Linked DNA regions of Homo sapiens: region 2 is linked to region 1. A link is an interaction called in ENCODE POLR2A ChIA-PET data of the cell type or tissue named here. Cell type or tissue: IMR-90. All regions are shown on one strand. Each heading gives the region's core, and the rest is flanking DNA. Links, peaks and the distances in the headings are about the cores only. Region 1 has its middle 18 kb from the start of ZWINT. Region 2 has its middle 110 kb from the start of IPMK.

Evidence for each region. Peaks named below come from ENCODE experiments on the same cell type or tissue, not always from the same donor. Only the 100,000 strongest peaks of a DNase experiment are listed, where the experiment ranks them.
Region 2: POLR2A ChIA-PET joins it to region 1 with 5 read pairs; 2 of 35 experiments call an interaction of 5 or more read pairs at or near these places.

What each region holds. Positions count from the first base shown.
Region 1 is chr10:56,377,645-56,380,571 of GRCh38, forward strand. No RefSeq gene overlaps it. Among named protein-coding and RNA genes, the nearest start is that of ZWINT, 18 kb to the left of the region's middle. In IMR-90, for the core only: no CTCF peak of the experiment used is centred there; no DNase peak of the experiment used is centred there.
Region 2 is chr10:58,156,146-58,159,072 of GRCh38, forward strand. No RefSeq gene overlaps it. Among named protein-coding and RNA genes, the nearest start is that of IPMK, 110 kb to the right of the region's middle. In IMR-90, for the core only: no CTCF peak of the experiment used is centred there; a DNase peak (open chromatin) is centred at 1,416.

The DNA.
Region 1 (2,927 bases), core at 130-2,629:
TCTGTTAATGTGCATGTTTAGACATTTTAACATTTAAAGTATATTATACGTATGTATTTGTTATATATCAGTTTACATAAGTGAGGTTTGTTGGTGTCTATATATTATCGGTGATGGAATTTTGAGCTACATAATTCCATTTAGTTATTTTGTATGACTTGTATCTTTGCTGAGGTCTTCTAAATTCCATGAGATTTCTAAAGCAGTTTTATGATAGTTGTTTTAAAATTCTCCCCCAAATGACTCCAATTCATCTCCATATTGGCATTCCTTATCTTTTCTCACTAAATTTTAGTTCTCCTGCTTCTTAGTATAATGAGTGATGTTTTATTGTATCCTGGACATTTTGGTTATTCTGTTAGGTAATTCTTTTTTTCTATCTAAGTCTTCTGTTTTATCAGGAAGTTAGTTTAAGTTTAATGTGTCAGTTCCATTCTACTTCTGTGAGCTTTCATTCTCATAAAGTTTAGTTCCCGAACCCTTTCAATGTTATTCTTGGCTGCTCTATTTTCTCATGCTGCTGGAGCTCCTCCTGCTGAATCCCCCCAACTGGTGCTATCTGCAGGATCACTGGGCAGTCTTCTGGGGTGAAGCTAGAAGCCCCTGAATCTTGTCTTTTTATACTACTGGGTGGAAACCAAGCAGACACAGGGGTTTGCTATTGTTGTAGCTGTGAGCAGATGGGGCCACTCTCAGGGCCCTGGATCCAGAATGCGGATTGAATAACTAGGGCTTTACTTCTGCAGCTGCTGGGAGATCATAACACCCACCTGGCTTGAGTCATGTAGCAAAGGCTGAGATGGCTGAGGATTCACTGTTTCACTGCTGTTGATGAATTTGATCATTAACAGAATCCTCCTTTGTGGAAAATGCTTAACAATCCCCTTAGGTCTCTTGGCTTCTACTCTGCCAGACCTTTGGTCAAAAAGAGCAAGTTTTACCCTTTTTTTATTCTATGCCTATTGGTTGTTCCTTGCTGCAGGCCTTTCCAATACTTGGAATATAGAGAAAATAAAAAGATATCTCAGGGAACTCATCACATTATTATTTCTCAAGTCCTGTAGTGTCTAGCCTGTCTGCCTTCTTTTCAGCTTTCAGAATCCGTTTATTGTTGTCTATTACATAATTTGCAGAGTATGTAATTATACCTAGAGAAGAGGAACAGAAAAAAGTGAATCAACACCGTCTTCTTTCTGAAACTTTATTTATAGCTGTCATTATAACATATTTTTATATCATTCAAAATTAGCAGTGAACCTAGAACATAATACGTGCTTGGAAAGTAAATTATAAGTAAATGAATTAACAAGTTAAGTGGTTGCCTAAATAAAAGGAAAGAAGAAAGAAAGGAAAGAAGAAGAAAAGAAGTCATGAATGAAGAAAATAGAAAAGGAAAGAAAGATTGCTGTTGTTAATGGACTATTTTAATAACAATGTTATATATTGGAAAAGACACCAGCCTCACTTGTGTTACTAGCCAATTTATAATTTTGGTAATGAGTTTAAGTTTTATACACCTATATTTTCTAATTTATAAAATAAAAGGCTCTGATGAAAATTTGTTATCCCTTTCAGTCACGTATGTTCTGGGTCTTAAATAGTCTCTCTGAAAGCCATAATTGATGCTCCATTTAAAAGTGGTTTGCTATTAAGCTTATAGTTGTAGCTTCTGAGGCAGCATGCAAGCCCTGTGACACAGCTGTGCAGTAGTAGGTAACAGCAGCAAGTCAATTGAATTGGTGTAAAACAATAGGAGATTCTGTACATTTTTTTGAAGCAATGGCATATGTAGGGCATGAGTCAAAAAGATTGAGCTGCCAAAAAATGAAAGGCTCAACACAGCTTTCACCTGTGAGCAGCTGGTCACATACTTTTGGTTTTCCAAATAAGTTCACATGTTGAGAGAAACCCACCCAGTGATTGTTATCTTTGAACATCAAGGACAAACGTGTCATAGTTAATGCCTATCCAACTGTTAATGCAGTCTGTGCCTTTATTGGAACTTCTATTCCCAGTCTAAAGGATATTTCATTTAACTGATATACTTTGCCTTGTTGATGTTCCATTAGCACCTAACCTTTTTATGTAAGAAGTCACTAGGGATATGCTGAGGGTGCATATGTTTATTCTCTTGACCCAAACTTAACTAAGGAACTTATATAAAGAGTGTTAAACAAATTTCAGAATTCAGAATAAAATTTTCAATAAAGAAAATGTATAAATGTGACATTAAAACATTTTGCTAGAGGCATAGCTATGTACACTATCCTTCATAGATATATAGTATGCTTCATGAGTATATATGGCACCATGGTTGCTCTTCAGATGCAAGCTGGAAGACTGTTCAGGGTTAATATTTTGAGAGCTTTCTATAATCCCTTCCCTAAAGATAAGTAGAGCTTTCTAAAATGTAAATCTGGTTGTATATTTTCATTGCTTTAAGTCTTTCCATGCATATTTATTAAACATCTAGTGTGTGCAACACACTGTACTAATGTGGAGAATATGGTATAGAGTGTGAATAAAACAGATAAAAAAGTTACAGTCTATTAAGTGAATGCTTGAGACACCAAACTCTCTTAACAATTTTTTAGTTCCTACATGTTAATGACTGTTTATGACTTTTAAAAATGTTTTCCTATTTATTTTCCCCTCCTCACTTTCCCATTTTCCTCTACCTATATCCCCCTACCCTAAAGTAAAACTTGCTTTCAGTTGCCCTTAACCTTTGTCATATGCTCTTCCTTTTGACTGAAATATCATGTCATCAAAACCTGCATACTTATGTGAAAAATACCACTCATTTTCCATCCCTTGCTTTGATATCAGTTCTGAAAGTCCTTTCCTGGTGATCCTGACAGCCACTGGACGTTATCTAAATGCTGCTTCTCTACTTTCCCATACCACTGTCTATATACTGTCTTACA
Region 2 (2,927 bases), core at 144-2,643, 1.8 Mb after region 1:
ATAGGAATGCTTTTACACTGTTGGAGGGGGTGGAAACTAGTTCAACCATTGTGGAAAAGAGTGTTACAATTCCTCAAGGATCTACAACTAGAAATACCATTTGACCTGGCAATCGTATTACTGGATATATACCCAAAGGATTATAAAACATGCTACTATAAAGACACATGCACACGTATGTTTATTGTGGCACTATTCACAATAGCAAAGACTTGGAACCAATCCACATGTCCATCAATAATAGACTGGATAAAGAAAATGTGGCACATACACACCATGGAATACTATGCAGCCATAAGAAAGGATGATTTCACGTCCTTTGCAGGGACATGGATGAAGCTGGAAACCATCATTCTTAGCAAAATATCACAAGGACAGAAAACCAAACTCCACATGTTCTCACTCATAAGTGGGAGTTGAACAATGAGAACACATGGACACAGGGAGGGGAGCATGACACACTGGGACCTGTTTTGGGGGTAGGAGGCTGGGGGAGGGATAACATCAGGAGAAATGCCTAATTTAAATGATGAGTTGATGGATGCAGCAAACCACCATGGCACATGTATACCTATGTAACAAACCTGCACATTGTGCACATGTACCCTAGAACTTAAAGCATAATAATAATAATAAAAATTTTCCTCTGCCTTTTTCCCCTGCCTAACATAAGCATTTAGATAAGTTGGTAAGAGATCCCATGAGAAAAATCTTTCTTCTTTCAAATAAATGCCATCTTGTAAGGAGAACTTCTCCTTCCATCACCAAACTGTGCAGTAAATTAGTGCATCCGAGTTCAAGTTACAAACTAGATGATGCAAACTTGTTATAAAATAGTGATATAAATTTAGGTGCTAATACTATGTTTGAATCTTTAAGAATGTGGTAGTAGGAAGAATTTTTTTCTAAAAGTTAAGCCTACAGATTTAACTACCAGATTACAGAAAACTTGGGGGTCTAGGGACAAGCCGAGCAACACCTTGAAGAATCAATAAGCCAAACCCAAAATAGGGAGCACATTATTGGACAAATGACCCAATTTGACAATAGATCAGCAGCCCAGAAGTCAGTAGCTAAGCTAGTACTGAGCCCAGGCAGTCTGTAGTTTGCTCTAAAATCTGGGCTTGTAACCTCTACACTGTGTATAATGTTGTATTTCTCCCTTGACGGTAGTAGAGTCCTTAGCCCAATAGAAAAAAAAATTTTATATATATATATATATGTATGTATGTATATGGCAATCTAATGCCATTTAAACTTAAATTAGAAACTGAACAACTTCACTTTTTGTCTCCAAAACAGTCATTTATAATGCCTAGCTATTTCCCAGTAGTATAAATACTGCTGACAGCATGACTCAGTGCCATGACGAGAAATTAAACCACAAAACCATTCTTAGGCGACCATTACTGATATCCGCAAGCCTGGGACGGTTGCCATGATTCTAACAATGTGTGTTCACTATTGTCTCACGCCACACTCCTTCTGGTTATGCAACATGACCACTGTACAATAATTGAATTTCCTTTCTACTAGGTTGAACAATATCAGTAATAATGCATCCAGATGTTGATTTCAACATCTGCAAGCACAGTTTGTAAAGCAGTTTAAGACCATCTAATTTAAAAGTCAGTCTAACCATTGTCTGTGGTTTTAAACTCGGATGGATTAGACTATTTCCTTCCAGCAGACAAAATGTATTTCTGCCATGTGAATCCCTTGAAAAAGCTTTAGGAAGATGAAGTTCTCAAGTTTAAGTCATGGTTCCCACACCTGACTAACCATCAGAACTTCTAGGTCAGATTTTCAAAAACACAGGCTCCCAGCCTCCACCTTAGAAAATCTGAATCTGAGTATGATTTTGGTGAGGCCCAAGAACTTGTAATTTTTTTAAACTCCCATGGATTTTGATGGCCAGCTAGGTTTCAGATGCTCTGCTTCAGAAAACAGGAGGAATCCCTCTCTTTCTCTTTGTTCTGTATTGGTTCATGAAATAGAAACTTCCACCATCAATTTTACCTTAAGTAATAGTGAATCTGACAGCCATTTGTTCCTCTTCTCCTCAATTCCTCCCACCCAAAAGAAGAGAAATAATTTGCCCCAACTGGGGAAGCCAGCGGAAGGCCCCTGAGCATGCATAGTTTGTCCTCTGGAGTCTGGTTATTGCTGTCTACCAAGCAGATCTCAGAAGTAGAGAATCTTCTCCAGTGAGCTCCTGCTTCCATACTGGAAGTCTTGAATTGCTCTGTCTTCTAGCCTTCTCTCTTGGCCCTCTGACTCTTGTTTATCTGAACTTGAAGGGTTACAAGCACACTGTGAACTTCCAATTGTCTGGAAAAGAAGCATCTACCTTATGAATATGAACCTAATATCCTCTACATGCAATTCCCATGGTCTTGACTTGGGTGCATGTAAAAGGAGTTTCCTATACAGGCCACGAAATGGATCTTGCTGTGATCTGAATCTGTGCATCTCCCACCTATCAAATTTCTATATTAAAACCTAATTCCCCATGTGAGAATATTTGGAGGCCTTTGGGAAGTGATTAGGTCATGAGGGCAGAGCCCTCATGAATGGGATTAGTTCCCTTATTAAAAAGGCCCCAGAGGGTCCCTCACCCCTTTCATCGTGATACAGCAAGAAAAATCCATCTGTGAACCAAAAAAGCAGGTCCTCATCAGACACTGAATCTGCTAGCACTTTCATCTGGGAATTTCCAGGCTCCAGAGCTGTGGGAAATGTTGTTTATAAGCCACCTGATTTATGATATTTTGTTATACCAGTCCAAATGACCTAAGAGAATCCTGCATTTCATTCCCATCTGGTTCCTATATCTGCTTCTCAACTGGCTCCTCCAGATCTCCTAATTCAGACCACCTGGCATCGAGCCAAAACACATCTGCATGGTCCCATGATTCATTTGACCA